2 separate regions of the Homo sapiens genome follow, and region 2 is linked to region 1. The links are chromatin contacts, found by Hi-C or POLR2A ChIA-PET in ENCODE. All regions are on one chromosome and are shown on one strand. The core of a region is the stretch at or near the end of the contact, and the rest is flanking DNA. Distances in the headings are between cores, read along the strand shown.

Region 1 (6,628 bases), core at 1,407-3,906:
AGTAAGAAGGCCCTCACCAGATGCCAGAATCTTGAGATTGGATTTTCCATCCTCTAGAACTATAAAAAATAAATGTATTTTCTTTTTAAATGACTAAGTCTGTGGCATTCTGTTATAGCAACCAAAAACTGACTAAGACAGCTGCTGAGAGGACAAGTGTGATGAAGGCTGAGAGAAGTAGTGATCCATCAAGCACCTGACGAGATTACAATAAATTGGTTCGAAAACACAGGTGAAAGTTCTGCCTTGAAAACAGGGTCTTTTCTTCCCTCAAGACCAAAGGAAAGGGAAAAACTGGGGGAAATAAGTTGATTTTTTTAAAAAATCAATGAAGTAGTTTATAAAATAATATCCTCAAAAAGTGAGACTATGGGGGTTAACAGGAGGAAGAGTTTGAGAAGGTTGCCCTGGTGAATTACACTGGAGACAAACTGAGGGCTTGGCAAGTGCACTGTGGGCTTGAGGTTATCCATCATGGATATGTAATCAGCTGGATCATGGGACTTAAACCAGTAACTCTCAGTGGCTTGGAAATGAGAGCAGAAATAGATAACTGGGTTAGTCCGTGTTATTAAGTTTTAGTAATGTTTGCATGTAAAAATATTTAAGGTAAAAAGTAGTTTTGATGTTCTCAATTATATAGGTAATTTAGGCATAATGAATATCATATTTACTAGTGGGTCAAATAAATTTGGCATGTAGCAGTAACAATGTGTTCTCCTTCTTACTTATAATTTCTGTTTTTCCCCATAGAAATTCAGTATTTTTGTATTAATTCTACCAAATTTATCTTATAACTTCAGAAAAAAATACTTAAAACTTTTCTTCCACTGATTTATTTGAAAAATCAATAAAACAAAGAAAATAAAATGGGAGACACACTTAGACTATATTAAAATGTATATTAAATCTGCTGAGTGATTCTAATTGGACTCATTGACTATTTCTGCTCTGATTATTTTAGACATAAGTTATATGGGCCAGTATTTAGTTTGTGAGATATTAGGGAAAGGAATGGATTGTGATGTTTTTATATTTTCCTCTGACTACAAGGTTGACAAATAGTGACCCTTTATGACAGGAAGTGTTTAGCTAACCCTGCGGCAGCCTTGTAGGGACCAACAGAGGCTGGAGATTTGGTTATAATTATGCTAGAAAATTCTGACATGTTTTCTCTATATCTATGGCATGAAAGGCTAATCTCAGAGACATAACCAGGGCTGCTGAAATGGGGTCAGAATCTGATTAAAAGAAAAAATTTTTAGGCTCCTCACAGCATTTGACTGGGCTTCAGATCCCCTTCCACCCCAGGTTTCATTTGTACTGGATTCTCCCAACTTATTCAGCTCTAAACCATACCAAGGAATCTAAGAGTAGTTCAAATAAAGATGTGATTCTGTCATTTCAAGATCACTTGCTACCTTTCTATTATATTCTTCTTTCATACTTTTCCACCTCACTTTGTTTTTTCAAAGCTCTGTAAAGGGCTAAAAAAAAAGTATCATTTTAAAAAACAGCCAAATGGGTACTAGGTATAGCTACTGCTCAAATAGTCTCTGCAAAACTTCAAGAAACCAAAAGGATCCTAAACTTATCCATTTGAAAATCACATTACCTACAATTCAAGCTCATGTCAATGTAACGAAGGATTCTGTATCACCGTAAGACAAGTCTTCACACCATATCCTTTCTAGTTGTAAGACATTATTTTAGAGAAACTCCTTGACATCTTTCCTAAGATAATTATCTAAGTGGCTCTGGACTATGCAAGGCAAGTGACAGTCCTTCCTTTTCCTTGTCAAAAGTGTTCGACCCATCTGCATAGTGGTCCCCTGCACTACAAAGGTAGCTACAGGTCTCTTTCTACACTTGAGTGGGGCTGTGGGGGAGGTTGTTCCTGATTCTTCATCTTCAGAGGAGGTGATAAGAAGCAGAACCACAGAGAAGCATTGGGTTTCCTTACTCACCACATTGAAGTAATCCTAAATACATCATATGGCTGTAGTACCTAGGATTCTAGGGTTTAAGAACAGTGGCACTATTCTATAAAAAATGAAACAAGGGATTTTATGATATGACAATTTTAAACTAAACCAAACTAACAGCATATAATTGAAGCCTATTTGAGACTTCACCATCTGACTCTGAGCAGAGTACAGAGACCACATATTTGCAGTCTCCCAGGCATGAGTAGTGACTCAATAAGTGTTTGTTTAAATAAAAGTTTAAATGAAAATTTATTAATATATTATTTGGGTAATTAGATTTAGTACATTTCCAAATTTTTGAGACTTAGGTCATAAGCCACTAGTTCAACCATTCGTCTGACGCAGTTTCACATTATGGTCTTAAAATCGTGTGCCAGACTTGTTAGCAAAGATAATAAAATTAAACATTTTTTGAGCTAGAGGGGACTTGCAATTTGATTCTAAAATTGAACATTGCTTGACTCATCAAGATATTATAAGCATCTGTGAATTCAGTGAGTGATCTCAAAGGAGCTTAAAAATATGTGAAAGGAAAGGTTTAACAGCCTCCTAAGCCCTGAGAATTATTCATGTTGATGAAATTCTGCTTTGGGCTTTGGGCAAATGCTCCATCTTCTCTTTTTCTTTCTGATTTATAGGCAATTTTAACACTTCAACCGAAGGCAGTCACACCACACTGTTAACCACATTTCCAAACTGTTAACTTTGCTATAACCTTCAATCAACTCAAGCTCAGTAATGCCAGGAAGTAGGAGGGCAGTTTAAAATACTAAGTGTGGCAAGGAAATAGATAGTAAAACAGAGATGCAAAGAAAATGCCTGCTATGCATTTCAGCTAAGTCAGGCATGCAAACACTTCCACTGGAAAGATTTAAAAACTGCATTCAGTGCTTCAAAACCATGGGCTCTACTCATTAGTGATAAAATCCATTAGACAGTCTTAAGTTTCAAATTCTGCTGCTGAGGATATGGCTTTGTCTATGCATATCGTCTGAATCAAACTGAATCCTGAAGGTTTGCATTATACACTCTGTGGCATTGGACATGGAGAGTTGGGGTGGGATTGCTACGTGAGGACACATCAAGGCAGCTGTATCAGTGCTGACTTCATTTTACCAGAACAAAGACTCCCAGACTGGAAGAAACCTTTGTGATCATCTAAGATAACTTCCTTACTTGAATATCTCTTGCTGAATTCGCGTTGGCTTTTCTATTAAAATCTTGTGTTTGACCATTCCGCATCTAGTTAAGAGTTCTTGTTTCAAGTATTTTAATGCAATGCCACTTGGCAACCAAAAGTCTATGGCATTGGTATGTGAGCTGTAAATTTTATCTTTTAGATGATAACAACCTGTACGATGTAAAAAAAGCAGAGATCCTAAGTAGTTAAATAACCAGCCAGCACCAGAGAGATAGAGACAGACACAAAACTAGAAACAATTTTTCTCTCCTAGCTATAGTCTGGAGGCTTTTATTCTTGTGCCACATCAGTTACTTCTGGTTTTATCTGGCCACCACATGGAAACATTTTATAGGTAGGTACAAGGGTCCTGTGTATACTGGCAGGTGAATATGGAGAATTTCTAAGTGCTGTCATCATGTTGTGAGAAATTGAGATTAAACTTTTCATGGGAGAGAAGACAAGACTAACCTTGGTTTCTTGAGAATGGCATAAATGGCATAAACAAATGTGAAAAACTCTTAACAAAAATGCAATCACAGAAGTGTCAATACGGAGCTTGGAGTTAGAGGACCTGGGTTCTAGGCCTGGTTCTCCCATTTCTCACAAACTGGAGTAGCCTGGATAGGCTAAGCCAGATGTGATAACATTGAGGAACCCAACAGCATACACCCCCTGATCAATTATAATTAGTTTCCCATTATCAACCAGAAGTCCAAGCCTGGTGCCAAGGTTTATAAGAACAAGTTTGATCCTGCTAAACTATCTTAGAAAACCAGTTGTCTCAGGCATTCTTAATGGATTTCAAGTCAGAAATAGGCAGAATTCTTTAAAACAAGCTACTCTTTGTTTCTGGCTATGGGGTTCCAAGAGACTTTGATTATTGTACTTCATTTTATCCTTCTGTAAAATTCTTATGGAACCATCCCTACTTGTGATAATGACATGCAATGAAGCCTAATTAAAGGGAAGGTAAGAGGAGAAGACCTAATATTTATAGAATAACTAATTTTTCAGCCATTTACAAAACACCTTATCTCATTTAAGCTTCAAAAAAATTATTGGAAGTAATTATTTTATCTATTGTACTAATGCAGAAATTAAAACACAAAGAGGTAAACTAATTTGCTAATAAATCATAAAGGTGAAATTCAAACCATTTCTGTTTGACTTCCAAAATGTAGTCTCTTTTCACTCTTTTCACTTTTCATGCTCATACTGCACTGTATAGTATATTGGGCAAAACCTAAGATATTTCATATTTTCACCACTGTATGCAAAAAATAGATTTGATTGTTAAAGTCTGAAGCATAAGATCACACATAATCACTAAGGAACACAGCAAAGATTAACTCTTTTCTCTTTCAGTTAGAATCTGCTTAGAAATTATTCATTAAGGGTAGGAAAATTAATTTCTTTTTGCGTAATGAAAAGAAAAATGTTAAAATTTAAGGATATAATTATTAAAAGAAAACCTTGAAGAAGTTCCAAAATACTATATTACATTTAATATTATTATTTTATTATATAATCTCAAAACAGAACACATGAACTAACATATTTTTATAGTAGTCCTCAACTATGTATTTATGTAGTGTGAAAATACTTCCCATTTTATAGTTGGGAAATACGAGAAAAAGGAAGGGACTTCGATGAGGTTACCAGGTCAGAAATTAAAGTATTAAACTCTAGTTCTAGCTCAGGGTACACAGATTTTGAGAAAAGACCCCTGTAAACTGTACAATACCACACAAATGTTTGATATTTGTGTTATTACCCTCAGATGAGGATGGAGTCCTACTTAGCATATTCAGTTCCTTGTAAGCAGGTGACCCACTTGATGACTTGGGAAACTACTGACTTGTCTGTATAGTTTAGAAGGTTATATTTATTATGTAAGTAAACAGTGTTTGGTATATATATTTTTTCTCTTTATAAAATCTCAAAGGGAGTAAAAATAAATAAAAAATAATAATGCACCAAACAGTCATTTCTTATGGCATTCTCTTTTTTTCCCTTTTTTCCTCTCATCAAACTCTCAGCTCCTCCCTTTTTTCTCCTTGTTCTTCCTCTTCAAAGATAGAGATGATATTAGAGATGGGAATGCAGTGGAATTATTTTTAGATTGTAGCTCTTTTGACTTTGTCTCTCCTTGGGTATTCTGGGACCATCATCATTACTGGCTGTGATTTGATGGAGGCTTCTGTGAGCTCTTTTTGGTCAGCCAGTCACCCGGTCAGCTTGGAATTCCAAGTCTGAGAGTGTGACACACACTGCACAAAAGACCCCAGCAGCAAGCTGCTCCCTGTGAATCTTAGATATCACTCATTCTACACAGGCTTTGGTCTTCATTTCCATTAGGGGGCACTTCTGTTTGTAGTTTCAATAAGCCACACTTTTCCTTTTAATTCCTGGGCCCACTACAATTTTAAAACAAATTGACATACAATACAAGATACAATTTGAGTGGTGCTGTAGTTTGATCGTGTCCCCAAAGTTAATGTGTTGGAAACTTGATCCCCAATGCAGCCGCATTGGGATGTGGGGCCTAATGAGAGGTGTTGGGGTTATGGGCGCACTGCCCTCCTAAGTGGATTAATGCTATTATCATGGAAGTGGATTCTGAGAGATAAAAATAAAATTCTAAGTCCCCTAACTGATGGAATTGATCCCCTTTTGGCCAAGGGAACCCCAAAGAAACCTTGGAAGTTGAATTCATGGCAATTCAGGATGGGAAATCTGGCAGGTTTCATTAGACTCCCTCCCTTGCTTACGGTCATTAGATTTTCTTCCCTAAAGGCTAAGCAGAAACCAGCCATTTCAAAAGCTACCAGTTGATGCTCCCTGGTAGTGTAGTGGTTAGGATTTGGTGCTCTCAAAAAACTACTAGTTTATCTTCCCAGGTACAGAACAAAGACATTAATCATTCCTTCACACCTCCCTGAGACATCTGCTTCCTCTATTCCCTTTTTCCCTCAAATGTTCACCTTATCTTATGTAAAATGTAGATTTACTGGGCACTAACTAAAGTCTTACAAGTATGTAATCATTTATCTCACTGCTGACCCCTACAGCCCTTTTTAAGGAAAATGTATAGATACTAAGCCTCCTAAGAACTTCTTGGGAAAAAACTGCCACAGATGCTTCTGTGACATGCAGTTTTCCTGGGCATACCCTCAGGCTGGCTCAATAAATCTCAGATTTGAGAGTTATGCCCCAAACACTCATTTTGGCTGTCAGTCCTTACAAAAAGATGAGTTTGACCCTCTCCCCCACTCTCTTGCCCATGTGACACATTTGCCCAATAACTTTTTAGTCATTATAAATTATCCTGTCTCACATACTCTGTTATAGCAGCACAAATGGACTAAGACAGAAAACTGGTAGAAAGAAGTGGGGCTGTTGCTATAATAAATACCTGAAAATGTGGAAATGACTTTAGAATTGTGTGATGAGCAGA
Region 2 (6,628 bases), core at 1,238-3,737, 160 kb after region 1:
TTATCATTCATTTCTCTGCTTACAAATTTTTAATGAGATACCATCCAGAATCCTCAGCTTAGTTTTTAAGGCCCTTCCCTACTTTGTGCCACTCCATTTAGTTCACTGATTCAGGGCTATTAACAAAGGATGTGTTCAGCTCTGGCCATTTTCCTGCAGGTTTGCCTGTTACCTGTATGGGAAAGAAGAGTGTGTGCGCTAAATGCATGTTACTTCTTGGAAATCATAAAGGGATCTGAGAGCCTACAGTATATGGCAACATTAACCAATCTTTTTGAAAATTTACCTGTATCCCATCATGGTTCATTTGCAAAAAAATAAGATGGTACCTTAACTAATAAAACAATTTTGAAATTCTCTGTACCAACTTTGCTTTTCTTTCTCTCTTGCCTCCTTCTTCAGTGCTTCCCTTCCTGCTGATCATTGAATTCATTCCTCCAGTATTTATTGGCCACCTAGTGTTTATTGGTCAGTGTCTAAGGCTTTAGGAAGATTAAGATAAACATAATGAGACTCATGGGATTCTAGTGGGGGTACAACAAAGACACCTCTAACATAATGAGATAGGCACTCATGTGATAGGAGCAGCCTTGAAGAGAACAGGTGTGAGGAGGAGCTTAGGAAAGAGGCTTCACAGAGTTCGTGAGCTGGGTCTCAAAACTTACGTTCTTTATGTTGGAAGATTATCAAAAACTTATTTTGATCTGGTATATGCAATCTCTATTTTATTATATTTTGCTCATTGATTAGAGCTATAGGAATGAAGTTGGTTTTTATTTCATCAGTCTGACATAGTGTTACAGTAGTGTGAATTTTGGGTCTCACTGTTTCTTAGTTCTTTGACCATTGTACTCTCATTTTTAAATAATACGTGAGGTATTTTGATCCTTTGTTCATTAATGCTTAATTTCGCTTTGCTTACTCTTAACTATATTTCTAGATAACACTATTTTACTGTGTGGCAGCCATTGTCAGTGAGTTTTTTTTAGGAAGAAAAGCTAAAATAATACTTTATGTATTTATACAAATAAACATAAAGTGATAATATTGTTCAGATTTACCTTTTGATTCAGGTGATCTCAAAAAGTCTTCCCCAAAGTATTCTTTGATATTGAATGCTTACCTTTTATTTACTTATGTTTGTTAGTTGCTTTAAAGTATTTTTCAAGCAAATAACTTTTTAATTTCTATTAATAAGTTACTTTTTATCATCTTAAGTTTAGATTCTGCATGTTTGCATATAATTAGAAATTAGGATTATATATGATCAGAAATTTGTGGACAATGATAGCACTTCCATAATACATAGGCTGATTTTAATATATTCGTAACCTCTGTGGCTCTGCCTTCAATCTCTTTTTCAGTGTTCATTGTGATTAATAAATTTATCTTGCAGCTTTTATGAACTTCATTTAATCTCTATAGACTTCCTTTCAGATTTCCAATTGTTATTTGAATAAATGAAAACTAAGCATTTGTAAGAATAATTCATAAATGACATTTAAAAGATACAGAACAATTTGGTAAATTAATGTTAGTTTTTACTTGTCAAGGTGGAATAGGCTTTTATCTTTAAAATTAAAGCTTTTTAATTTTAATTACTTGTACTTGCAATCTTAAGCATTTCTAAGCAGATAAGAAACAGAAAATTTCCAGTTTTATGGATTGTTTAACATTTTGGGGTTAAACTACTATATGGCAGACACTGTACTTGACAATAGGGACACAATAGTGGGACACAATAATTAAATCCAACATTTTTGTGTGGAAAATAGACAATAAATCAAATAATTATAGCAAAAAATAAATCAAATAATTATAGCCAAAAAGGAAATGACCATGCTGTGGTATTAGAGACAAACTAGAGGAGGAGAGCATTTTAGATAGAGTGTGCAGCAAAGGCCTCTCCGAGGATGTGAAATTTAAGCGTAGGTGGAGGATAAGGAGTCAGTCATCTGAAGGGTAGTGACAGGAAGGTTCCAGCTGTAGAGCCGGGCACGGTGACTCAACGCCTGTAATCCCAGCATTTTGGGAGGCTGAGGCGGGCAGATGACGAAGTCAAGAGATCAAGACCATCCTGGCCAACATGGTGAAACCCTGTCTCTACTAAAAATACAAAAATTAGCTGGGTGTGGTGGCACACGCCTGTAGTCCCAGCTACCTGGGAGGCTGAGGCAGGAGAATCGCTTGAACCCGGGAGGTGGAGGTTACAGTGAGCCAAGATCACGCCACTGCACTCCAGCCTGGAGACAAAGCAAGACTCTCTCAAAAAAGAAAAACAACAACAACAAAAACTTGCTTAGTATATATTTTTAAGTACTTTGTTTTCTGCATTTTAAATGGTCTTTCTTCTAACAATTTGACATATGCCTTTTTAAGGGGATATTTCTGTTAAGTTACTAGAAGGATTTCATTTCCTTTTAAAGAAATCTAGTGTTAACCTTTTCAGTTTCATTAGCTATGAGTAATTTTGGCAAAATTTTAAGATGACAAAAGAAAACCTTTAAAATGATTCAGAGAATACCAAGAATTTATCAGTCATTACTTGCCTAACCACAGCTCATCCCTTGCTCTTACCAAGTATAAAATGAGTTTAAAAACCTGAAGAAACTTTGGTGGAGCTGAATGAAAATGATGCCTCCTAAAGACTTGTTTGTACATATTATATGCAAGATATTCTTACAAAGTCCATATTTTCACCCAAGACATACTGCTTTTTCTTGCTCATGAAATCATCGGACAGCTTTGAATCTGTGTTTGGGAATGATGTAATCTAAATATTCATTATTATTTATTTTTGTCTTGACTTGTTGGCTGAGAGAAAAAGAAAGATAAGATACTTCTGAATTTCCAGTTAAATGTATTTGTAAATGTATTTTGCTCAGAATTTAGTTTTGCTTTAGATGTGCCATCAATGCTTATTTCTCCCTGTGTTTGAGGAGTGACTTTTGATATTATTGAAAATTCAGTTAAAAATAAAAGTCAATTTGTAATTCTAAATTAATTTTTATAACTTGAATTAAAGATTTTCTATGTAGCATGTTTCTATCTTGATATGTTGTATCTTGTTATGGTTTCCTAAAACTCTTATACATCTATTATTCATTCTTATCTCACTCACCCTCTTTTGTTTTTAAAAATGTTGTTCCACATCATAGAGACATTGATTACTGAGAGATTAAATACATATATGTCTCCAAGTTTGTGATTTTCTTCATTTTAATTACTGGTACTATATGGGCATTATTCTTTCTCTGCCTCCTAAAACAAACAAACAAAAATACCAGGAATTACATCAAGATCTGATATACTTACAATTTTGTGCTTTCCAGTATATCTTTGATTTATCTCAAATTCCTTGTAAATAGCATTTCCTGAGAATGGCATCAGCATTTATGATGTGTCAAGAATCAGTTATTTCTCATGCCATTTTGATTTAAAGTGCAAGTAGTCTGTGTGTGTGTGTTTCATACCTATAACTAATATCAAGTTCAAATTTTTCTGTTTCCATTAGTGTTTGTTTTATTGTTTAACATGTTGATATAATAATCCCTTTGGGGGAATGAATGGCATTTCTATGTGAAATTGCTAAATGTAAAGCTTATTCCTTCAGTTCAAGAACTTTCGATTTTACACACACACTCACACACACACACACATATATATTTTCCTGAAGGGCATTACGCATTCCTGCTTATATAAATCAGTTATTGAGAGCCCTTCCAGCCAGCCATGCTCACCCCCATTAAGGTTCTTACATCACTTTGAACAAGTAGCACTTACAAGTTGCGTGTTAATTTTCTGTGTTGCAGTCTGCATTCTGCATCTGACACTGTGCATCTTAAAGGACTGCAAGATGGTTTTCTTATTTGTATCTGTAATAAAATCTGATAGTAAGATGGCATTCAGCATGGATTTTTATATGTAGAAAGGGTGGGCATTAACAGTTTAAGCTTGTCTGTACTCAGGATCAGGTTATTCATATTAATAATTTGTGTGTAGAGTTAAAACTATGATGCTCTTGGAGAAAATTTCTGCAAGGTTTTTCCTTCCTTCCATAAATAGTGTCATATGGTTTGTTCTTTAATACTGGTAATTTTTTTAACCCCTGCTATTGGTGTCCATTTATATCTAGCTCATTTTGTCAAAGCTTAATGTATACAACAGCTTAATGTTAGCTAAAACATATCTTACTAGATAGTTTATGTGAACTTTGTGATAGTGATTTGCCACTCATAGTCCTTTCCTTTTTTTTTTTTAACCCCTTTTCCTTTCCTTGCTGTTGTTTCATCGTGTTGCATTCTGTTCCATTCTGAAATCATGGTAGTTAACATGAGTTTACTGTGGCTGACATGGTTAGAATTACTGCTAATGGAAAAAAGAGAAGTTAACTCTCTTTAATATATGTACCGGCATACATATTTCTTCTTCTGTTATTTGATTAAGTGGGAGAAACTTTGATGTAATCTAGTCTGTCTCTTTTTGTAAACCATCAAGTAAGGTAAGGCTTTATATTTTTTCAAATCTTAAACTGCAGTGCTCAATATTTTACATTAAAAGTTGCAGAACGTAAATTTGATACTTGAAGTTTTCATTAGAAGTAGTAGAACCAAAATAATGTTAGTGAAAAAGCATATATATCATTTTATATACTGCTATTTTCACTATGCAAAAAGCACATGCGTTTGTACAAGAAATAGAAGGGACTGAGCCAAAGCTAAAATTCTTTAAGGCAGTGAGTTTATGGATTTTATTTTTGCTTTATAATCTTATCTAATATCTTCATATGGTTTTTTAAATTAAGACAAATTAGAACTTTGTGTATCTTTGGATATTAAGAATGATATCTAGAAAAAGTTGCCTCTTATAAGCTGTAATTTTACACCCTTATTCCATATTTACTTTTATGCAGTAGATATCTTTTGTTTCTGACTGGCAGAATCCTATAATTCTTTCAAGGTTCACCTCTAATGGTACCCGCCACCCTACATGGAAGGAATTTCTTCCTTAGGTTTCTAATACTACACTTTGTACACACATATATTTTAATACTTATTAGCTAGTTGTGTATGCATTAGACTTTGTGACAGCCTGGCTCATTGAGAAAACACTGACTATGGAGCTAGAACAACCTGGCTTCAAGTCCTGATTCTGTCCTTTACTAGTTTTATGATCATAAGCATATTATTTAATCTTTTTGAGCCTCAATCCTCATCTTGTTATTGTGGCCAATACTACCTGTCTTATAAGATTGCAATGAAGTTTAAAGCATCATGTGTAAAGAGGCCAGCCCTCTCTGGTAGTGTCTAATAACTACTTCTTTAATTAAAAAGACTTGGATTCTGCCACTCCTTTGACATTGTACCTTCTTTTCCTGGAATGTTAGCTGGCTGAATCAGGAAGACTTGATCAAGCTGATTACTAAAAATGTCATTAATTTTTTTATTTGTTATGTAACTAGGGTTTTAATCAGCTTGCAGTACTGACTTAGATTTTTTTTGCAGTCTCTAAGATATTGCTTTTTTAAATGTTATTTTCCACACACTTAGAACCTTGAGAGATTTGTGTTTTCAGAGACACATGAAATATCTTTTTGATTGTATTTTTTATTTTTATGTTTTTAACAGTAGGTTAATATTTTTCAACCTTTTCTTCATTATCCTCCCCCCAAGCTGCCTGTTTAGACATTTCTTCCTAATTACCTCTACCCATGAAATTTTAATTCCACAAATACAGTATATCTGTTTATGTGTAGTACTGTATGTGTATCTATACTTTATACTTAATAGAGTAAAATTTTGTTACCCTTCTCCACAAAGAACCAATTTTCACCCCCTTGGAATGATATCACCCTTGTCAAGAATGCATGCATCAGACCTTTTAGACATGATTTGATGGAACAGATTAATGGTTCAGTGCTTGGGTTCTAGATGGATAACTCTGAGAATGAATTCTGCTTGCTCTGTTGATTAGCTGTGTGACCTTTTGTCATTCTCCTTAGCTTTCTAAAGCTTCTCTTCTTCATCTGTAAAATGGGAATACTACTATTATCATCCTCATAAGGTTGTGCAGTACATTTAGCATATATTAATTGCTCAACATATATTAGCTATTACTTTATCATCTTAATAATCACAACTTTAATTTTGTTCATTGGAACTTAAGACCTGAGTGTTAAGGGGTATCTACCTGTTCTCTTTATCCATTTTTTAAATACTGACTGCTGAAAATGTAAGCAATGTTGGTAACATAAGATACCTACAGAACTCCTTAATAAAGAAAAGCTAATCAGAAAGAAAATTCCTTAGTGTACAAATAATTACATGTAGAGTATTAAAATGAATTTACACAATAGCTTGAACCATAGGTTATTATTTTATTAAGTAATTCTGGGTTCTGTTTTTAGATATTTGATTTAATGGATGCCAAAGCACGTGCTGATTGCATCAAAGAAATAGATCTTCTTAAGGTAATTAATGAACTGTTGACTCTTTTGAACATAACATGGTGATAAAAGTGATTTACTAAAATATCACACTTAAACACAAAAAGGTTTTTAAGACTTATGCTACACTGATTTCAAGTAATATTATATAAGGTTAAATTTCAGTATACTGAAGAATGTAGT

The links. A loop is a pair of places that touch in the nucleus more often than their neighbours do. ChIA-PET counts read pairs that join two places held with the same protein, here RNA polymerase II (POLR2A). Pooled maps may share reads with other maps.
Region 2: a loop to region 1 is called in a pooled map, with 2.0 times the contacts of the local background. The contact joins two enhancer-like sites. A Hi-C loop is called at or near these places in 3 of 168 maps with a recorded cell type or tissue (CD8-positive, alpha-beta T cell, aorta and mesothelial cell of epicardium) and 1 of 50 pooled maps. POLR2A ChIA-PET finds 5 or more read pairs at or near these places in 3 of 52 experiments (BJ, IMR-90 and activated T-cell).

Annotation. Positions count from the first base shown.
Region 1 is chr1:198,100,000-198,106,627 of GRCh38, forward strand. No RefSeq gene overlaps it. Among named protein-coding and RNA genes, the nearest start is that of NEK7, 54 kb to the right of the region's middle. Within about 2 kb of position 2,657, at least 2 of the 41 ENCODE cell types and tissues checked have a DNase peak (open chromatin) inside an H3K27ac peak, as active enhancers do.
Region 2 is chr1:198,256,169-198,262,796 of GRCh38, forward strand. It overlaps NEK7 (NIMA related kinase 7), which reads left to right. Exons shown (of 10, transcript NM_133494.3): 4 at 6,407-6,469. Among named protein-coding and RNA genes, the nearest start is that of NEK7, 100 kb to the left of the region's middle. Within about 2 kb of position 2,488, at least 2 of the 41 ENCODE cell types and tissues checked have a DNase peak (open chromatin) inside an H3K27ac peak, as active enhancers do.